2 separate regions of the Homo sapiens genome follow, and region 1 is linked to region 2. Evidence: chromatin loops called from intact Hi-C (ENCODE). Cell type or tissue: ascending aorta. All regions are shown on one strand. Each heading gives the region's core, and the rest is flanking DNA. Links, peaks and the distances in the headings are about the cores only. Region 1 overlaps LOC105369912 (a long non-coding RNA gene). Region 2 overlaps CRADD (CARD and death domain containing adaptor protein).

Region 1 (11,570 bases), core at 2,263-10,262, 140 kb after region 2:
GGACCTTTGAATGTGTCAGCTCCCAGCTGGAAGGCCTTCGTCATTCTGATCACACCCCAACACACATGTGTACTCTGTTCTTTGCTTGATTATGTCTATTTCATCCTCTAGACCTTCATCAATCGTCCTATCTGTACTATTTTCTTACTCTCCAATGAAGGCATACTTTGTTTCCATCAGATAATGCATCACAAGTTGTAATTATATGTTATTTACTTGCTTATATGCTATTTTTCTCCACCAAACTAAAAGCTTCTTGGGGTAGAGACTGCTTTGTTGCCCATTGTGTACTTAAGACTTAGTGCAATGCTTGGCCAATAATACCAGGCTCTTGACAGATACTTGTTAAATAAATATTTCTTTAAGTTATCATTCACATAAATTACAAAAAGAAGTTATTAATTAGGATACACAATACATTTCCAGATTTTTATAAGGATTAACTTTATTGTTGTGAGGAATAAATGAGATATGTGAAAACTTAACAGTTTACCATCTGCCCCTTATCCCTCCATTACTCCCTCCCTCTTTCCATCCCTCCATCCCTCTATCCTTTCCTCCCTCCTTCCATCCCTCCCTCCCTTCATCCTTCCACTCCTTCCTCCCTCTTTCCATCCCTCCATCCCTCTATCCTTTCTTCCCTCCTTCTATCCTCCCTCCCTTCATCCCTCCACTCCTCCCTTTCTCTTTCTATCCCTCTATCCCCCTATCTTTCCTCACTCCTTCCTTCCCTCCCTTCATCCCTCCACTCCTCCCTTTCTCTTTCTATCCCTCTATCCCCCTATCCTTTCCTCCCTCCTTCCTTCCCTCCCTCCCTTCATCCCTCCCTCCATCTCTCCATCCCTCTCTCCCTCCCTTCATCCCTCCCTCCATCCCTCCCTCCCTCTTTCCATCCCTTCATCTCTCCATCCCTCCCTCCCTCTATACTCCCTCCCTCCATCCCTCCCTCCCTCCATCCCTCCCGCCATCCTTTCTTCCCTCACTCCATCCCTTCATACCCCCTTCCCTCCATCCCTCCCTCCCTCTTCCCATCCCTCCATCCATCCCTTCCTCCCTCCCTCCCTCTTTCCATCCGTCCATCCATCCCTTCCTCCCTTTATCCCTCCCTCCATCTCTCCATTCCTCCCTCCCTCCCTCCATCCTTTTCTCCCTCTCTCCATCCCTCCCTCCTTCTTGTACTAAGAAAAACATGGAACTCTCTTGACTTTGATTTTCTTTTCTGCCTACCTTCTCTCTCCATGAAGTTTGACTACAATGAGATTTTTAACTCCCTAAAGAATCTCTCCTTCAAAGGACATGGATTATAGAGGAAAGAGCATTTTCTTAATGCTCTGTTAAAACCACCTATAAAGAAATCGCTCTATAAAATGTTGACGTCTCCTAAGACCTCACAAGCAATTTTTAGATAAAGTCATCACCCAGAATTTTGAATTCACTCTCAAGGATCAAAGCATAGAACCACACCTGAAGTAAATTTAGAAATAACAACCACCACAACTAGTACTCAGTGAGGTTTTCCTTGTGCCGAGGCTATCTCATCTCTTTTAATCTACCCAGCAGCCTGGGGAGAAATGTACTGTGATTACCCCATCTCCCGGTGAGAACCTAGAGCTTAAGAAGCAGGACTCGACTGCAGGACTGTCTGATTCTGGAACCCTCTGACACTTTCCTGCACGGATTCCCAGCATTTATGCCTCTGTCTCTCTGTTTTGTACTTCAATCTGGCTCAAGTCTAGGCCTCTCCCTCTCTTGTCACAGCTCTTTAGGATTCCTTGTGGCAGCCAGCCTGGATGAGTGTGCCTAGTTTTTCTGTGAATTCTCTCTACTTCATAACTGCTGATCTCGTCTTCCCACCTTCTTTCTTTCAAGTTATTCTACATTCCACATAGATTAATGTTGCTGAATTTACATGTTTTTGTATATCACCTCAACTCAAAAAGTTGTACTAATCCCCCTGTTTAAGATGTCAGATCCAGTTCTGCCTTTTATTAGCTGTGTCTTTGAGCAATGTAATGAATTTTTCTGAGTCTCAGTTTTCTTATTTCTAAAATGAAAATGCACATCTGTAATCCCAGCATTTTGAGAGGCCGAGACATGCAGATCGCTTGAGCTCAGGAGTTCGAGACCAGCCTGGGCAACATGGTGAAACGCTCATCTTTACAAAACATACAAAAATTAGCCGGGCATTGTGGCACACACCTGTGGTCCCAGCTACTCAGAGGGCTGAGGTGGGAGGATCACTTGAGCCTGGGAAGACAAGCCTACAGTGAGCTGCAATTGGGCCACACTGCACTCCAGCCTGGGTGACAAAATGGGACTCTGTCTCAAAAACTAAATAAATACAATTAATATGATGATATCCACTCCATGAAGTCATTAAGAAGATTAGACAAGGTTGTCATTCTGGACAGGTGAGGCTGTGCTGCTGTGATAAACAAGCCCTAAAACTCCGTTGTTTTGTTGTAACTCCTGCTACATGTGCCTCTCAAGCTCCTCATCTTTACTTCGGGGCTCAGACTGACAGAGCAGCCTTTATCTGAAATGTGGGCAGATGTGGGCCAGTGAATATGAATGCTACAATCTCCTACAGAAAATGCAGAGCAAACACCCGCACAGTGTCTGACGCCTGGTACGTGCTGAAGGAACGTTCTCTCCTTGGAGCTCATCCTCAAGTGGGAAGTCTACTACACCAACGTCTAAACCTTTATGGGAAGCCTGTTCCTGCAAGATGTGTGAAGTTCAGACACCAACCATTACAATCTTCTTTCAGCGGGCTTACACTGTTGAATGATTAAATTGTTCTTTATGTCTCCTGGCTTCAAAAACTGTGTGGGTTACTACATCTGTTTCCTGGGGCAGCCATACCAAATAACCCCAAACTCAGGGGCTTAAAACAATGGCAATTGATAAACTCACAGTTCTGGAGGCCAGAATCGAAAACGCAGGTGTTGGCAGGGCCACACTCCCTCCAGGGGCTCTCGGGGGAATCTGTTCTTGGTTTCTTCCAGAACCTGGTGGCCAGATCACTCCAACCCCTGCCTCTGTGGTCGCATTGCCTCTTCCTCTTCTGTGGGTTTCCTCTGTGTGTCTCCTATAAGGACACTTGTCATGGTATTTAGGGCAGACTCAAATAATCCAGGATGGCCTCCTCACCTTAAGATCCTTAATTTAATTACATCTTCCAAGACTCTTCTTTCAAAGAAGGACACATTCACAAGTTCTGGGAATTAGGACATGGGCATATTTGGGGAGGGGGACCTCCAATCAACTCACTACTATCGTCAAGTGCATACTCTTAAGCAGTTCAAAGTTCGCAACTCGGTTATTTTTCACCTATTTTAGAAAGAGGTTGATTTTACACACCACATTGTTCTTTCAGTGACCGACATCTTATAAAACCCAGAAGTAAGTAAAGAGCATTTATTGCCATGGTAGCCAGTTTTGTCACTGAGAAACAGCCCAATGTATGTTCACACTGTCGTATTAGGAAAGCAAAAAGAGTAATTATATTAAAATAAAATACAGCTTCCTCTCTTCTTTCTTTCCTTTATTATTTCTGTGACTGACAGTCTATCAGATGAGGCTTTTTTTTTTTTTTTGCTGAGGTTGCTCATACAGACCATGTTGATGTCTCTAGAGGTTCTGCATGTAAGGAAAGCCAGATTTTTCACCTTTGACAAAAGTGGAATTTTTCCATTTAATTCTGCATTGACTAAGGTCTTCTGGGAGATTCTGTGCAGTCTCTGTACCTGAAATGCAAAGTCATTGTGAAAGAAGCTCTACGACAGAATAAAAATTATTACAATTCCAAAGGAGTTGGCCTATAATTAATTGTATTTTAAAAGGAGTTTCATTTGCTTTACTGCTTTTTTGGAAGAATTAAATGTAATTTGATCTCTGGGAGAAAATACCAACCTCTTCATGTATATACTTGTTTTGTTTTTTTCCTAGCATTTGGTAAAAGTTAATGAGGCACATTTTTTTGGTATTGTTAGCACAAGTCCTTACTCTTGGTGTGAAAATATATTGACATTTGCTACCGTTTCTATATCATGTGTAAGTGATAGAGGAAGGGAAAAAGAGAAAGAATAGCAATTTGTTGTCATGGAAATGAATTAATACAAAACTGGTGGTTTGTACTATGACTTGAGATGCTTGGGAAGGGGGAGGAGGAAGAATGATAACATCTATATGATCACAAAGCCAAAATTCTTAGAGAAATACTGGCAAATATCTGGAGTGATTTTTATTCCCCATCTATCTAAACCCCTCACATGTTAAACCTATGATGATCTAACAGAACCAGACAAGGCCCTAAGAACTTTCACGTCTCTGAGCAAGGCACAGCCAAGTGCAGTGTTGGTAGATTCTGCATCCAGTCTCCGCATTTCTTGGACAAGTTTGACTCCAACTTAGATAAAAATAACAGAGGCATTTTTGGGCGGGCACAGTGGCTCACGCCTGTAATTCCAGCACTTTGGGAGGCTGAGGTGGGCAGATCACGGGGTCAGGAGATCAAGACCATCCTGGCTAACACGGTGAAACCCCGTGTCTACTAAAAAAATAAAAATACAAAAAATTAGCCAGGCATGGTGGCGGGCACCTGTGGTCCCAGCTACTTGGGAGGCTGAGGCAGAAGAATGGCATGAACCCGGGAGGCAGAGCTTGCAGTGAGCCAAGATGGCGCCACTGCACTCCAGCCTGGGCGACAGAGCCAGACTCCATCTCAAAAAAAAAAAAAAAAAAAAATACAGAGGCATTTTCAGCAGCTCCCCTTCACTTCCTGCAATTAGATTGGCTGCCCAATTTCCACTAATGCCCCATTTTCTGGCAAGTAAAACCACCATCACGGGATTAACGAGAATTACAAGTCAGGTTTTAGGCAGAATTATCTTTAGGCATTGACCAGGGCACATTTTGACCACTCCCTTGCAGTTGCTAACTAAGAGTCATATAATAGCACACTGACTACCTGCACCCATCTGGAACCCATTATTCCTATAGATAGAATCTCTGACAATAGACCATTTTACCCATGAATTGCTTAGGGCGTTTTTCAAATCCAGCAGAATGGCTGACGCCAACAAATGTAAAGACCCTCACCAAGGAACCAATTCAGCATAGGAATGCGGTTTCTTCAATACGCTGCCTGTCCCGTGACTTCACCCTTCACTTCTCAACAGATCAACAATCCCTACACGTTAGTCCATCACCTGTACAGACTCCTTAGAAACAGTATCCCCAAACCTCTTGCGGAGATGGATTTGAGGTTTTTTCTCATCTTCTCCTTTAGCTGTCCTATGATTATTAAACTCTTTCTCTGCTGCAACCCCCAGTGTCTCAGTATGCTGACTCACTGTGCATCAGGCAATGAACCTATTATAGTTACAGAAGGACTGTAAATCACAGAGTTGTCCCTTGTGGCCATGTCTGGACTATTGACCCTAGCTCCTAATCTACTTCCAGCCATTGGATCAGGGGTGGAACCTGGCTTAATTTGACCAGTTGCAGTAATTTGCTCCTTTGGGCATGGTTCATTGGTCCTGGAGTGGCCATCTGAGACAAACCAAATTAACCACGATTGTTCCCCAGAACTTTTCAAACTGGAACTAAGAAAAGAGAGCTGGTTTCATTTTGGAGGTGAAGATGTGGGCTCTGAGGCCTGGAATCTAAATGTGACCATGTGACCTACCTGTTAAAGAGATCATTTTAAGAGAATGAAGCATGGAGTGGCAGATGAGAGATGGGGAGAAATTCTACTGGCAGAGAATGTAAGTTCCCAATTCAGTTGTCCTCATAGTCCAGCTGCACTTCACATCTTCCCGCAGTTATGAGAATCCACCTCCAATAAATTCCCATTGCCTGACTAAATTATTTAAAGATGGGTTTCCATGCATAGAAATCAAAAAAAGTTCTAACTGGCTGGGTGCTGTGGTTCACACCTGTAATCCCAGCACTTTGGGAGGCATTGGTGGGTGGATCACTTGAGTTCAGGAGTTCGAAACCAGCCTGGGAAACATGGTGAGACCCTGTCTCTGAAAAAAAAAAAAGTTTTAACTAATATACCTCTCCTTACCCTTTTTGATTGTGACTTAAAGTATTCTCAGTTAAGTTCTAAGCATCTTAGGAGATGCTAGAGGCATGGGTGAGCCAAATAAATGAAGTCGCAGAGCCCCGGCATATTGCTGTGTTATGTGAGGCCAGAGGAAACCCAGGGAGTTCTTCAATGGGAATATTCTATTTTGATTTGCTGAGATCTGCTGAAGGCTCCTTCTTGGGTTAAACACAAGTATTCCCCCAGCTTGCAGAGACGTTTTTGTTTTGTTTGAAAAAGTACTGTATCAAATGCAGTCCTTTGGTTGGCAGAGCTCCTTATATATCTTCTACATCTCTTGTGGCACTTTCACATCCATTATCACATTTTTACCTCTTAAGCGTTCCTAGAGGTGAGTGAGGCCAAATGGTACATTACTATTTTAAAAGGAGGAGGCAACTGCATTCCAGAAGGATTAAGTGTTTTGTTGAGAGCTACTGAGTTTGTCCAGGACAAAATCAGCCTGAAAATTGGGTTTCCTGACTCTCAGGATTTAATCCGTGCCCTACCCACATTTGACCAAAAACAAATGAGTCTTGCGGCTTCTCTGGTTCTTAGTCTGAGAAGGCAAAGACAAGGGGCTGGGAAATGCCCCTCCAACTGGCCATGTGGACTTGTAATAAGCATGTAAATACCATGCTGGGACATGGCGGCAAGGCTCATTTGCTGCCTTCTCACAAAGTGGAATGGGAGAATTCGTTGCACGGTATTAACCAATTGGTTGCCTAGTAGTCTGGTGAAGTGTATTAAGGACATTACCAGAGCAATGTAAGCTAAGGCCAAGGAGGACAGTCTGACCAGAGGAAGACCACAGAGTATGTGTTTCTACATTTACATATGACTCAGGAGAGTTTGGCATCATAGCTGGGACCATTTTCCAAACTGAAAGAAGGAATTTCTCTACTTGCGAGGGTGGCTGGGCAGGCTCCATGGAGACAGAAGTTTGCCTGCAGAATTACTTGGCTTTGTGTATAGCTAGAGGTGGTCAACTACACTTCCCCTTCCAACAGGCAGCCAATTGGAGAGGGCTAGGGTTTGCAGATGGCTCTTCTGCTCTTCTCACCATGGCCCTGGCAAAAGCAACCATTCAGACTCCATTTGTGGTGAAAGGAAACACAGTTGAAGGGTATGTTTTACCAGGGATGAAAACCAAGTGAACCCAGGAATATATCGTGAGGCTCCTTTTTTCAGCTCAAGGCCCTGAAAAGAAAACTGAACTTTGTTGATAGTATTTGACTATTGTTCGTGTTTAAGGGCCTCCAAAATTTGGAAATGGGGGAAACAGGACTGACTTTTTAAGTGCTTAACTGTAATAACTGTAGTATTGGACTAAATGTGAAAGATCAACGGAAAAAGACAGGATGACTTCCAAAGCCCTTGGACTAGCTGGGAGTGGGAGGATGGTGGTGCAAGGGGAGGCAGTGGTTGGGATGGGCAACTGTGGAAACAGAGAAAAAAGACAGACACAGAGACAAATATTGGTGGTGCTCATTCAAACACTTCCCAATGGAAAAGAAGCCTTAGCCAATGGATTTTGGGGGTGCAATGCCACTCCTAGTGGGTAAATGTATCTAGAGGGGTATAATAGCTCTTGTGTTTGTGCCTTCACATTCTGTCTGTAAGACTATCTCTGTGTGACATGAAAGATGTACTGAGTAGCTTACTTTGCTACTGCATACCTTTGGCTTATCCAATTCTCTTTGATCTGATGTCACACTCAACAAGTAATCTCCTGATTACTGTTTAGCTCCTACAGGGAAAGAATGTATTGATCCTAGAAACTTCGGATATTCTTGTCCTTCTAAAGATGGTTTCTTACGAGAAGTGAATAACTTGGCATTCTGATGTTTTATATCAGCCTTTTGAATGTAATTAGCATGAGCCTGCCCTGAGAGACGCATGGCATGATGTGTTGACAAAGTCAGGTCTGAGCTCACCAGTCTAATTATCCAACTACTGATGATTGTAAATTTGTAAGGTAATAAATGATACACTGTCAGGCCATTTGGGAGACGGCCGGCCAACCTTCCCACAGTGGGGTATCCTGATATCACCCTGTAACTGAGAAATCACATTTGGAACTTTAATACAACCCTCTTTGAGGAAGAAATAGCTACAGCAAGGTAAAAATAGAGTGTTAGTGATAGGAGGTAGGAGTGGTGCTAAAAATGTTTATGGCATGAATATAGTAGCCGTGAGAATGTGTCTCACAGACTTCCAACCACAGGGAAGTAGCTGTGCTCTGAAATCTATTGTTATATTTGCACCGAGGCCACACTTCCAGTGGGTTGCTCCCAGTGACTGAGCATAGCAGGAATACTAAAGCGGGCCCATTCCTGGGAAACAAAAGACTCCTCTGATGGCTGATGTTGGCATGAGAACTCCCCAGCAGCCTTGCCAAATCTCTTCTAGATTGCCTAGCAGTCTAGAATGCTTCCAATCAAGCTTCCTTCCCATGCTCCTTCTTGGGGTCAGATTTTCATCATGCTCCTTACATATTTAGTCTTGTCTTTTCAAATTCCCTAAACAATCACAATGAAAAACATTGGATGAGATGTGAAAGGTCAATGGAAAAAGATAAGATGACTGATGACTTCCAAAGCCCTTGGACTGGCTGGGAGTAGCCAGGATCTTGCAGGAAAGAGATGGTATACTCAAATCGGGATACTTTGAGTACAGTTAAATAAAGGAATTGTTTTCAAAGTTATGGGCAGGGTATAGAGAAGCCACAAGGGAGAGTGTAGTTGTTCATGAATAGCTAGGTACAGCTCTCCACCCTAGGCCTGAAGGAGCAAGGGGAGAGAGCAGTTACTGAAATCCCAAGATTAAGAGGGCTGTGGGTAGAAGCTTGCCTTAAAGGCGCTAGGATCTTTGTATAAGGAATGCAGCCCATCTGCAGAATCCCCAAATGGAGTTGCTAAAGGAATCAAGACCCTTGCTTCCATGTACTGTCTCTCTCTGATCTCCTGCTTGCAATTGGCCCAGCCCAACTGGAAGCTGCAGGGAAATGAGCCTATTGATACCTCATGCGTTAGCCTCATGCATCCTACACAGGGAGAGAAAGGTGGAGAGTGGATCTGTAAAGGCAGGTGGGATGTCTCCAGCCGCAAGACAATGGTGCGCTTTTATGTGGTAGCAGCGAGCCTTCCCTTAAGGCTTTCCTATGGCAGCAATGACAAAAGAGAGCCCCGACCTGGGAAATGAAAGACACAGACTCCACTGAAGATAGTGTTGCGTGAAAGAAACAGCAAAGACTGTGAAAGAAATTCCAGCCCTGGTGTTCTGCCTGGACCTAGACAGGACCTAGCCCTGGATTGAAAACCGGAGCTATTGGTTTTTAGGCCTTGGGATATGGTGCTTTCTTCAGGATTGGACTCATGAGATAGTCTCCAAAGAGGTCAGTAGGTGGGAGGATATCTTTTCAGCCCAGAATGGGCTAATAAGATAAATTCAGAATTAAACTGCGACGACTGCTCAAAAACACAGAAAAGAAAAGGAACTGGATGGAAACAAAGGGAGAGCCTGCTGCTGGCATCTTTCTTTTTACCACTCTCCCCTGGGAGGTTTGTCCCTGTGGCATTGCAGTCTCAGTTGGAGACTTCTTGGAGGGAGCAGCAGAGCTTCTTGAGTCTAAACTGACATTGAAAAAAGGCTCTGTATTACAAGAATACATCTGAATTCATCATGGAAGTCAAGAGGAAAATGTGATTGAGGGAATTCCTAAACTCCACCCTGTCTCATCATCCCACGTCCTTATCAAGCACCATGTTTTATGGAGCCTTCCCCTGTCTCCTGGATCTGCCTACTCCTCTTCATTCCCATGGCCACTGCCTGAGGCCAATTCACCATCCTATTTGCTTGGATTACCACAATGGCTGCCTCACCAGTCCCCCTGCCTCTGGCCTGACTGAAATGTCAGTCAGGATGCTGTTGGCTATGAGAAAACTGTGACTAAAATTGGCTTGCTGTTGCACATAACCACAGGTTCCTCGTAGGGGCAGGCTCCAGAACAGCCCACCAAGGCTCTGGCCCTACTTCTTTCTGCACCTCTTAACCTTAAACTCACCCATGTGGTAACTTCATCAGGCTGGTAGATTGATAACCACATCCATTCCTGGTGTCATATCCGGTCTCTACAAAGTCCAGAGGTAGAAAAGTCCATCTCTTCTTGTGTGCTTCACTTATACAGGAGGAAACCTTTCTAGAAGCCCTCAAGGAAACCCCCCTAATGCATTTGGCCACCCAGAAGAGGGGGATTTCTAAACAAGCTGGGAGTTCTGTTAGGAAGGAAGAAGGTGGCTGCTACATCCATTTTTCTACACAGCAAACTTAATGATCTTTCTAATGCAGAAATCGATCATATCATTTTTCTGCTTAAAGTCCTTCAGTGGCCACCACTACTCTCACACAAAGCCCAAATGTCTTACATGAGCATATGAGGCCATTTTTACTATGACCCCTGTCTACCGCCCCAGCCTTACTCCTCTCCCTACCCTCTGTCCTGCAGTCATGCTAAACTGCTTGCATTGATATAAACAAGCCATGTTCTCCCCTCTTATCAGTTGCTTCTTGGCTTCTGCTGTTTCCTTTGCTTGGAGAACACCTTGCTTCTTCTGGCTTACTTGGGTCATTTTGGGAAACTCCATATAGATACCAGTTCTTCTCAGGAGGCTTCCCTTGGCCCTGCTGTGTGCTTACCCTTATACTATCCCTTGGCCTACCTTGGCCAAGCCTTCCCTTGGCCCATCTTGTGCCTACTCTTACACTATCTGGAGGTATTCAGACGACCTATTTGCCAACCCGTTTCTCTTCCCGGACTCCAGGCCACAGGAGGGAGAAGTCTGTGTGCCTACTGTAAGGAGCTGTCTGGTGCCTTAGGTAAGACTCAGTTTCTAGCATCAGACAGCCCGGATTTGGTTCTTGCCTTCAACTACTGTAACTAATCATATTCAATTACTATGAGTAACTAAGGTCACTAACTGCTTTGAGTACTCAAGGTAGTTAGTGACCTTGGGCAAGTTATTTAACTCCTCTGAACTTTTGTTTCTTCATCTATAAAGCAGGGACAATAACACTCACTATCTCATGCAGTGATTGTGAGGGTCACGTGGGATGATTTGTGTAAAGCACTTAGCACAGTGCCTGACACCAAGCTGGTGCTCAGTGAATGTTAAGCTGAATGGTGATTTGGTGAACAGAGCTGAGTCTCTCCCACTGTTCTGGGGATGTTAAAAGCACTCTGATACACGTACCTGGATACAGGGCTGCCAAGGCTAATCTTATATACATAATTGAGGAGGATGTAGGGATATGTTGGCTTCTCAAATAATTATTATACTAGGCTATGTTGCTGAATTCTTAATCCTGCCATTACAGATTGACTATTTCATGTTAGCAATCAATCAATATTTACTAAGAAAAAAATTCTTGATAGTGCAGTGGCAAACTCACTCATTTCCTGCTCCAAAAGACATGG
Region 2 (11,570 bases), core at 1,909-9,908:
GGAGAGCCTGCAAGTAGGTAATAGAGGTGGGAAGTGGAGTGAGTAATAGTCAGAAGAGAAAGAAGCAAGGCTGTTGGAATGGAGAAGTCTAAAGAGACTGTACTAGAAGGAACTCGAATCATTAAAACCTAGCTGCACAGGCCGGGAAATTGTCAAATATCAGAGAGTCTACAGTTGAAGCAGCTTGGGAACAACTCTCTGCAGTAAAAATGCTGAGTTGTGGAGAACACAGTGACCCAAACTGACAAAATAATGAAATACATGGCGTTTCCCCAGTGAATGGAAAGCTGCTTTTTACCGTGTTCCAAAACACTGGCTCCGTTTGGTGTGTGTTTTGTTTTTATTTGTAATACCCTACTTTGATGTTTCCTGGAAACTCTCCTTTGAGTCTGTGAGTTTTGGTGTAAGCTCAGTGGCAATGTTACCCTCACCTCTAGGCTGCTGTAGGACACACCCCGGTCTCATTTTCAGTGTCTCAGCATACTTTCCAATGCTTCCAGTAATGGATTGTGCAAAACACAAAGCCAAAAGCAGATGGGACATATGTAGATAAGCTGTTTCATTTTTCATCCCTATAATTTCCTAGGTTTGATAGCACTTCAATTTTCTAACCATAAAAGCTGCTTCTGTGCTCTTTGGAAAACACACACACACTCATACACACACATACACACACACACACACACACTACCAGGAAGCAGGCTAAAAGAATATTACATGGGGTTTTTGTGTTGTTTTGCTTATTTCTTTCCTTTTAAAAGAAGTACCTTGCTGCTGGAAAAGAAGTCAAAAAATTGCTTTGAAGAGTATATTTACTAGAGTTCAGTTTACTTAGGGAACTGTCGTGTTAACACCGAAGAATGCATTAGAATGCATCATTCTATGATACATTATCCGAGCTGAAGCTGAAACCTAGCCTTCTGCCGAGTGGTATTCCTGAAGCCAGTCACTCTTAGAAGTGATAATGTTTATTTACCAGAACTTTAAATGCTGATTGTGGTGTCTGTGTCTCCTGCCCAGGGGGAATGGCCCTTCTGTCCATGGAATGTGATAGCCCAGCAGGAGGTAAAAGCTGCCCCTGGACAGAGTGAAGCATGCAGAGGGAGGCGGAGTGAATTACAGCTGTCTCTTTGGACCACCCGTCTTTTTGCCAATTAAATGTTTACATTATCTTTTTGCTCAGATAGTTTTCACAAGTATATATTCATTAATACATGGGGCTTGTTCCAAATCGATCATGAAAATAAGTTTTTGCTGTTGGTATTTTTTGTTAAAGTACATCTAACCCCAAAACTATTTGATGAGGGCAGTTTCCCTCAGGCTGTAAAATGAATTAAGGGAGCACTCTTCTCTGTAGTCATTTTCTTCCCGCGTTGGTTCTAGGCTCAATCATTTAGATGTCTCTGGTATCTGCATAGTCTGGGAATTATACTTGAACTAGCCCGAAATTACTGCCCAGTAATCCTCTTTCTCACTCAAGAGATTTGTCAACATTCATCTAACCAGAGACTTAGCAAGACATAGAGAATCATCTAGAAGAGCACTGACTCTGGAGCCAGAAAGACCTGGAGCCAGACAGGCTCTGTCACTTACTAGTCTGAGTGATTTGGGGCAAGTTATTCAGCTTCTCCAAATATTAGTGACCCCTTGGGAGAAGATGATGGTGATACCTATCTTGTGGCGATGGCTTTAAGAGTAAAAGTGTTTCCTTTGTTTTCCTTTCTCCTTGTTTTAAAATGATAGGAGGAGGGAGCACACTTATTTCAAAACTCTCTGAACTGGAAGGGGCTGTGTTGGAAACTGTTTCTAAGCTTGGAATGGAGCATGTGTCATATTTGTCATACAGCGGAGAGGGAAATGACTTCTCTTATTTCTCTTCTCTGTTATCCACCCAATAGCTAGGAGATAAAACATAGGGCTGGCTAAGCCTAGGAGAAGCACAGCAGTATTAGGCTATGAGAACCTATTTTGCTTAACCTCTTTCCGGCAAAAGGTGGAGCCACTGACACCAAAAAAGGGCAAGCAGGATGTCCAGTACCTCTCTCCCTAACTTTTCAGACCCTTTGATGCCACAGAGGAAGACAGGCATATCGGCAACATGGCCTCCTCCTTCCATCTCCCTGATGGTTTTGTCTTCCCCATTAATACAAGCACAGTTCCTTTTAAATGAACAAAAAGTGAGACAAATACATCCCTAGAATCTGACAAGTATTTTTGGAATTCTGTGCTTTTATTTTCTCTTCTACCTATAAAGTACATGAATGGCAGGGCTGAACTGTCTTCAGGAAAATCTGAAAGCCCGGAACTTATTAACATGCTTGACACCTGCCTCTATGAGGGACTTCTGAAGCCAGAGATATTCTTTGTAACTGAGGTCCATCTGTTGCACAGATTTTTAATTCAGATATTCTTCCTTCTCAAGCCAAGGCTGAGAGAGCAGCCAATTTTGTGGAAAGATTTCTTTAATAAGAAATGAATAAAACTATCAATGCTAAATAAAATAGACCGCTGTGAAACTTGGGTTAAATCCCACAGGGAAGAGTATGTGAGATTAACTGCATTATATAACAAAACCGCCTTTAATAGCTGGCACGATTCTTTTTGTTGTTCCAAGGGAGAAGCAGCCAAGACTAGAACCAAAGCACATGATATTATTTTAAAGTGCTGCAGCCTCTGGAATTTTTCCTCGGAGAGATGTCAGGATCCCAAGTCTTCCTGTGATTTATAGTTGTTTTAAACGTTTAATACTTTTTACATTTTCAAAGCTATATCCTCTGCTTCCAGCAGCCTAGGGGTGTGTTTCTGTTGCTTTGAAAGATGATTTCCAAATGGGAAGTTTTAAAACTGTGCAAAAAGGAGGTCTTACAGTACCGGGTGTTTGAGTGATTTTTAAATGGATGAAAGGGAGAAGGCTGTAAGGCAGGGCCCACGGAGTCTTTTTCTCAGCTCCTTATGATAACCCAACAGAGAAGTGGCTGGAGAGAACTTTCAGAGTATCACCATCTTCACACAGCAAACATCGCTGAACCAGACACTCCCAGACCTCAGCGAGCTCACTGTCAGGTATGGCTGGCAAGCAAGTGTTAGGTTGAGCCATGTGAAACTGCCATTGTTGTAGACCAGAAATGGTAGAATATTGGCAATTTCAAATGACTCAACCTAATAATTAGATGAAAACTATCCACAGTGATCAAGACTGTGATGGCCATCCTGCAGTATTCTGGGAGAGTCTAGGGAACAGGACCTAACCCAGTGAAGTGGGGCCAGGGACAAGAAGGGGACAAAATAAACCCAAAAAAACCCCCAGCTTTATTGAGGTATAATTGACATACAGTAAACTGCACAAGTTCTTAGTATGTAATTTGATGTTTCCACACACTTATACACCCATGAAACCATTGCCACAGTCAGAATGATGAACCTATCCAACACTCCTAAAAGTTTTCTCATGTCCCTCTATAATTCCTTCTTCCCATCACCCCCATCTCCAGGCAAACACGGATCTGCCTTCTGTCATTATGTGTTGGTTTCATTTCCTAGAATTTCACATAAATGGAGTTCTACAGCATTCTCTTTTGTCTGGCAACTTGCACTCCGCATAATTATTTTTAGATTTGTCCATGTTGAAGTGCATATTAATACTTTGTCCCTTTTTAATGTAGGACAGTATTTCATTTTGCAGATATGCCATAGTTTGTTTATGCATTCACTTGTCGACAGACATTTGTTTCGTCGGCTATTACAAATAAAGCTGCCGGGAACATTCATTTACAAGTCTTTGCATGGACATGGGCTTTCTTTTCTCTTTATTAAACACCTAGAAGTGAAATGGCTAGACTATATGGTAGATGTATGTTTAACGTGTTAAGTGACTACCAAATCATTTTCCAAAGTGTTTGTCCCATTTTATGATTCTATCAGCAGTGTATGAGAGTTCCGTTTCTTCCATATCTATGCCAACATTGTCTTCAGTCTTCTTTATTTTAACCAATTTTATTGTGGTAAGAACACTTAACATGAGATCTACACAATACAGTATTGTTAAGTATAGGTACAATGTTACAGATCCCTAGAAATTACTCATCTTGCATAAATGAAAGCATACCTGTTGAACAGCAACTCCTCATTTCCCCCTTCCCCCAGTAGTGGTTCCCTCCTGGCAACCACTATTCTCCGTTTCTATGAGTTTGACTATATTAGATACCTCAAATAAGTGGAATCATGTAGTATTTGTCTTTCTGTGACTGGCAAGCATTCTAATTTGAGTAGAGTGGTATTGCATTGTGATTTTAATTTACATTTCTCTAGTGAGTGATGTTGAGTGTCTTTTTAAGTATTTATTTGCCATCCATGTATCTTCTTAGCTGAAGTGTCTGTCCAAATCTTTGCCCATTTAAAAAATTGGGTTATTTTTGTTAAGCTTTGAGAATTATTTGTATATATATATGTATACAAGTCCTTTACAAGATATGATTTGCAAATATTTTTTCCTAGTCAGTGGTTTGTCTTTTAATTTTCTAAACAGTGTCTTTCAAATAGCAGAAGTTTTAAATTTTGATGACATCCAGCTTATCAATTTATTCTTTTATGGATCATGCTTTTAGTATGGTGCCATTTTAAAGAAGTCTTTGCCTAAGCTAAGCAAATAATTCATCTATGTTTTCTTCCAGACGTTCCATAGTTTTAGGTTTTCCATTTGGGTCTATGATCCATGTTGAATTAATTTTTGTGTATGATATGGGGTATGCCTTAAATTCTTGTGTATGTCTGCATGTGTGTATGCACATGTGTGCTTGTGCGTATGGAGAGTCAGTTGTTTTAGCATCACTTGTTGAAGAAACTATCCTTTCTCCATTGAACTGCCTTTGCACCTTTGTCAAAAGGTTTCCACATGGGTGTAAATCTATTTCTGAACTTTCTCCTGTTTTATTGATCTATTTGTCTACCTTTTCACTAATACCCACTGTCAATTTCTATAGCTTTAGGATGTCTTAAAATCAGGGAGTGTAATTATTCCAGCTGCATTCTTTTTCAAAATTATTTTGGCTCTTCTAAGGTCTTCACATTTCTTTATAAATTTTAGAATCAGCTTGTCAATTTCTATTTTTAAAAATATGTTTGGATTTTGATTGGAAGTCATTTTGATCGGGAGTGATTGAGCTTTCCAGGGGGATGTGTTCATGGGAGGAAACACATTTTTATATGTGAACAACTGGCATTTTAAGACCCATACAGCATTTAAAAAATTTTCCACAGCCTTGCTCCGAAGTTTATTGAAAACCCATCTGTGAAAAATAGTGTTATTTGATGCCAAAGGATACAAGGAAAAATAAAATGTTCTAATTCTGGTCCTTATTTCCTATGATTTCACCTTTTTTTTTTTTTTCAATGTCATTCCAGAGAGAGGAAAGACAGTTATCTCAGGCAGTCTTTTACCCCTGGGAAAAGACCACAGACACATGGGAGGGTTTGTGCTGCCTTGAGTGAAAAGAGTCTGTTTTGTTATGCTCTCCTTCCCCCAGCTGGCTGGAGGCTCATCCACCAAGCTTTAGACTATTATGCTGTGTAGGATTTTCTACCATTATCTGGTACAGGAGGCAGAAATCAAACCCCTATAAGGCTTGCAAGTTCCTGGACCCGGGAGATCAGCTCAGTGACTGGGCTTTCTCATGCGTGGTAGGAGAGTGGATGCTGGGGGTAGCCAGGATGAGGATGGCTCTGGTGAGCTGACAAGCAAAGCTACAAATCTGGAATTTTGTGAAACCTCTCAATTTTTAAATGCTCTTTCTGTAGTTTTTTGAACTGGACAGGCCAAATGAAACACATCTACGGGCCAAATTCAGTCCATTGCTACCACTGTGCAGCCTCTGATGGATGGGCTCTTTTATTTGCTTTTAGGGTCAGCTCTTTCATCAGCTCCCTAAAGTTTTGGTTTTTTGTTGTTGTTGTTGTTGTTTGAGATGGAGCCTCGCTGTGTCACCCAGGCTGGAGTGCAATGGCATGATCTTGGCTCACTGCAATGTCTGCCTCCCAGGTTCAAGCAATTCTCATGCCTCAGGCTCCTGAGTAGCTGGGATTACAGGTGCCCGCCACCACACCTGGCTGATTTTTTGTATTTTAGTAGAGAGGGGTTTTCACCATGTTGGCAGGGTGGTCCTGAACTCCTGACCTCAGGCAATCCGCCCACCTCGGCCTCCCAAAGTGCTAGGATTACAGGCATCAGCCACCACGCCCGGCGGTTATTTCAACAGTTGCTTATGGAGCACTCCTGATGTGCCAGGAAATGCTGGGTGCACAGGAAATTGACCAGTGGTGGGGAGAGCCTGCCACGGGTTCTAGAGGCTCCTGCTTCAATGTGGAGCTCAGGCGTGGCAGAGAGAGGCATCCCAGTGCCACCACCTACTCTCACCTGAATCTGCCCCTTCCTCGAATCTTCGCTGTCACTTATTTCAGGCCCTCCAAGAAGAGGATGGCTGATTTACGCTTGGAAGGCTCCCAGAAAGCTTCTTCGAAGAGATGACATGTGAGCTAATTATTGAATGTAGAGTAAGAATTAGCCAGCTGAATCTGCTCTAGAACAGTGTTGGTCAAACCTTGCTACCTGTTAGTGGAACATGAAATCAATTTAAAATAAAAGAAGGTAGCAGGTAGTGAAGGTAAGTATTTTTTGTTTTGTTAAACTTTTTTTCAGTCTCTCTCACACACACATGCACCTGCTTCTTTTAAAGGAAACTTTTAAAAGAAAATTTTGGTTAAACATATATAAAAACAGAATCTGGAAAACTGTTTGATTTTGAGAATGTTAACAAGGAGATTAAAAGAATATTTATTAAGGATAAGCCTATGTTATTTCTGCAGTCCTTTATAAATATGCCCCTTCACCTGCTTATTTGCAACACTAAGTAGGTACTGAACTAAGTAGGTACTGAATACTTGCTAGGATAATCATCTGCAAATCACTCTATTACTGACTGAGCTCCACAGTAATCATGAGACTAAGCAAGTGACTTTAATTCTCTTGACTTTATCTCCTTCATTGAAATAAGTGAGTTGGTCTAGAAAAGGTCGTGTTGAAGCCTAAGTTTCACAGAGATGCTTTAGACAATCTCCAAACAATTTACAGAAATAGCTAAATTTGCCCATTTCTGTATCGTTAGCACCTAAAATGTACTTGGCAATATAGCAGGCCTCAATTAATATTTGCTAAATCAATATGTCTGTCTTCAGGGTGCCATTGTATTTTATGTGAGATTGGGCATATTTGAATTCACTAATAAAATTCTTCACTGAATTCTCACTTTAGGCACAAAATTTGAAACATTGCCAGGCACATTAACCTGTGCCTGGAGTCCCAGCTAATCAGGAGGCTGAGGCAGGAGGGTCACCTGAGTCTAGGACTTCTGGGCTGTAGTGCACTATGCAGATGGGTGTCTGCACTAAGTTCGGCATCAATATGGTGACCTCCTGGGAGCAGGGTCCACCAGGTTGCCTAAGGAGGAGTGGACCACCCCAGGCCAGAAAAGGAGCAGGTCAAAACTCCTGTGCTGATCAGTAGTGGGATTGTACCTGTGAACAGCCACTGCACTCTGGCCTGGGCAACATAGCAAGACCATGTCTCTGAAGAATGAAATTTTTTAATAATTTTTTTTATTTGAAATATTGCAAATCCTAGAAAATTAAAAACATATCAAGAATCACACAATTTCAAAGCCAAATGGGATTCCCATCTGTGAATCTGCATGGCAGCACCTCCTGTGCTTCGTCAGGTTAGTTTTGCATTATGTGCAGCTGCACGGGGAATGCAGCTGCTACCCAAAATGCAACTGCTCCACAAGTGTTTTAAATTACTCTCTTAAACGATACTTCTTGGGATCTGCTTCCTACCAGACATTGTGCTAGGGGCTAGCTGTGAACAAGAAAGATACAGCTCTCATCTTCCTTTAACTCTTAGTTCACTGCGGTATATGCCACATGCTTTCATGCTGAGTTAATACCTGCTTGCAGGTTAGCGTCTTTGGGTAGACCCTGTGATCAGGCTTTGCCTGCATCTGTCTGTATCACATGCAGTCAGGTCACTGATTTGGAAGTGGTCTGTTTGATTGATGTGGATTCTGTGAGACAGTCATCTTCCTTGTTCCTGATTCCAAACTTGTGTGTTAATGGAACCAAGTTTGCTGTCAAGTTTTTGGTTGGTTTTGGGTTTTTTGCTAGGGTGATAGTGTATTTGCAGTCAGTGAAAACATCTGAACCTTTCCTTCTGAACAGCATTATAGCCAGGTTGAAAACATTGTATACATTTATGATTGATTTTTTTAACTTGATGATATCACATTTATCCCATGACAAATCTTGTTAGGATCATTCCATCAATCTAATGAAGTTATTTTGATTCTTAATATGTCAATCACCATATCACTGCCCCTTACAGCTTTGGGAAGACAGCAAATTTAAAAGCCTGCCTTCTCTCTCTCTTCCTAGGATGCTAATAAGAGAACTGAAAGTTTCATTTATAAGATTGTTGTTGAGTCACAGCTTTGAAGGATTTTGCTTGGTAAATTTGCGTGACATCCATACTTTTTTCATTTCTTTGGTCTTACTGCCAAGCCACTCAACACAGCTGAACTCCATGAAAGAAATATGCTTTTGATGCCTGAAGTCAGCTGCCTTCTTAGCGTTACTGATAATCTTACCCTTCTTCTAGGCAGGTTTGGCATTAATAAGGAAAACATAAGTCCATCAGAATTGTTATTTTATAGTTTATAATATGCAATTGAAGCTTCTTAATCTTTCTCTATACTCTTTATTACTTAGTAAACAGCAGCAAAGATAATATCAAGGAACCATAGGCCACCTTGTTTTCTTCAGCTTTAATATCTGTTTACATATTTATATATTTGATATTGAAGATGAAACTAAAGTTATAAGTATTTTTAAACAATTTTGAAAATTTTGGAGAACAATCATCAGTAGGAAATAATTACGTGATTAAGGAGTTCATTTTCCCTATTTAGAAAAGGGGGAAGACTGAAGAATGCAAAATATTATGTTCACATATACGACTTCTATATAAAGGAATCTTAAATGTCTTTTGCTAATAACCTGTGAAGAAGCAGTGTTGTCATTAATGTTGAACTTACAATAGTTATCTGAGCATTTTGGTAAACAGACAAGGCACTTGGAATTTTGTCTCTCAACATCTGTACTCTGCTTTTAACTTCAAAAGGTAGTTTTGAAGTACATGTAATTTTTGCCATCTGCCACTGAATTTGTGATTTAGAAATATTAGAAGCAGGGCCACATTATGACTTTCTTGGGCTGCAGGCTCTTTTGCCTTTGTGGCAAAACTTCTCATGACTTTATTGTGTTACACAAATGCTAAGTGTTCATTATAAGGAATCCAAGGGATGTAGAAAAGTAAAAAGAAACAAATCATAAATTCTATCATTTAAAAATAAGCCTCATTAATATTAAAGAAACGTTGTGTTAGATACCACCCTAAGCATGTTTGCAGATGGGAAGATAGATGGATGGAGAGATAGATATGCTTTCAAAGAAGAGTGATCATATGATACAGGCTAAGTTTTTATTTATATTTATTTTTTTGAGGTAGGGTCTCCCTGTGTCACTCAGGCTGGAGTGCAGTGGCACTCTCACAGCTCACTGCAGCCTCCACCTCTCAGGCCCAAGCAATCCTTCCACCCTGGCCTCCCAAGTAGCTGAGACCACAGGCATGCACTACCATGCCTGGCTAATTTTTTATTTTTATTTTTGTACAGATTGAGGGGTGTCCCTATGTTGCCCAGGCTAGTCTTGAACTCCTGAACTCAAGCGACCCTCCCCCCTTGGCCTTCCAAAGTGTATAGGCATGAGCCACTGCCTCAGCTATACACACTAATTTTTAAATGTAAAAACCATTACACTTAATTTTACCTGATTTTAACTGGAGAAAACTAAGTGAGAATTAAGGAATTACTGAACTTTGAACAAACATTTTTTCACATAAAAATGTTATTTTTTCCCCCTCTATGGTTAAGTAAAGAGATAAGAACTTGCTGGTTTTCATTTTGTGTTTTTTTTTCCAATTATGTTTTTGTGGTAGGCACTGTTGCTGTTCACCCAGTTTTCTTCCTCTTCTGGGATATAGGAGAATCATATTTGCTCAGTCTCTTCAAGTTAGATGTGACCTTGTGGCTTGCTTTAGTCACACAACATGAGCAGAAACGACCATTATGGATGAATGCATTTAATTACCGGGTCTCCAGTCTCACCCTTTCTTCTATCACCTTGGTGAGCCTGGGTGCTCATGTTAATGTGGTGGGCGCATAAGATCAACACAGCACAGAGTGCAGAGCCGGCACGTGAAAGGCACAGCCCTTACCCCCATGGGCCTGCAGTGCAGGGAGTATGAGCATGAAATGAACTCTTGATCGGTTAGGTCACTGAGACTTGGGACTTGTTTTTAACCATAGATTACTTAGGTTATCCTGATGCTATCATTTTCATACTAGACAGTATGGACTTCCTTTCTGCCATGATAAATAAGGTCATTAAGAACTTTCACTCTTTTTCCTTCCTTCCTTCCCTTTAGATTTTAGTTAGTTACATTGCTGTTTTCACATAGTCAAGTATATAATATTTACATTCTATTCTATAATCTAGCTTTGATTTTGATTAGTTATGTTATTTTCATATAGTTGAAGTATATAATGTTATGTTCAGTTGTTTAAAATTAGTTTGGTTTTTTTCTTTTTTGAGACGGAGTTTCGCTTTTGTTACCCAGGCTGGACTGCAGTGGCACAATCTTAGCTCACCACAACCTCTACCTCCCAGGTTCAAGTGATTCTCCTGCTTCAGCCTCCCAAGTAGCTGGGACTACAGGCCTGCGCCACCACATCCGGCTAATTTTGTATTTTCAGTAGAGACGGGGTTTCTCCATGTTGGTCAGGCTAGTCTCAAGCTGCCCACCTCAGGTGATCCACCTGCCTCGGCCTCCCAAAGTGCTGGGATTACAGGCGTGAGCCACCATGCCCAGCCTAAAATTAGTTTTATATTTAAATGAATTCAGTGCCCAGTACTAATCTTTTTCCTATGGCTTTCCTGGTACTGATATTGAGGAACAGATCAAGGGGCTTAGTGGAGACTGCCTGGCAGAGGGGAGGGGTATTTTATCATTTGCATTGTTTAGAATTGCCTGCACATGGTGATGTGAAAAACAGACAGACTTTTAATGGTTTTGTTACTAATTTAAAATTCTCTATAAACACTGCATCCTTTATTGCCTGCATCTGAAGCAAACCATTTTCACTGGCCCCCCCATTGGTATGCACTGCTGATAGCTTTATTTTATGCATTGCACTGACTAGATTGTCAAGACTTTTCAAGGAGGGCTCCTGAACGATGAATTTTTTAGTTTTTTTTCATGTTCAAGAATATCTGATGATTACCTTACCTTTATACTTCAATATCATCCCTAGGAGTAATATTTATGCACTATACTTTATTCCCCTTAGAATTTTGGAGGAATTGTTTCTTTATCTTTTGCATTTAAAATACTTTTGAAAACAATGACT

What was found. Peaks named below come from ENCODE experiments on the same cell type or tissue, not always from the same donor. Only the 100,000 strongest peaks of a DNase experiment are listed, where the experiment ranks them.
Region 1: it touches region 2 in a loop (2.3-fold over the local background); 3 of 110 quality-filtered maps call a loop at or near these places.

The regions. Positions count from the first base shown.
Region 1 is chr12:93,966,101-93,977,670 of GRCh38, forward strand. LOC105369912 (a long non-coding RNA gene) reads right to left here. Exons shown (of 3, transcript XR_001749263.2): 3 at 3,576-3,749. Among named protein-coding and RNA genes, the nearest start is that of PLXNC1, 180 kb to the right of the region's middle. In ascending aorta, for the core only: no CTCF peak of the experiment used is centred there; DNase peaks (open chromatin) are centred at 6,717 and 6,981; H3K27ac peaks cover 2,018 bases.
Region 2 is chr12:93,823,754-93,835,323 of GRCh38, forward strand. The region is part of intron 2 of CRADD (CARD and death domain containing adaptor protein); the gene reads left to right. It also overlaps the pseudogene RN7SL630P. Among named protein-coding and RNA genes, the nearest start is that of CRADD-AS1, 92 kb to the left of the region's middle. RefSeq lists enhancers at 630-1,365, 880-1,174. In ascending aorta, for the core only: a CTCF peak has its summit at 5,482 (motif pointing left); a DNase peak (open chromatin) is centred at 1,968; H3K27ac peaks cover 1,798 bases.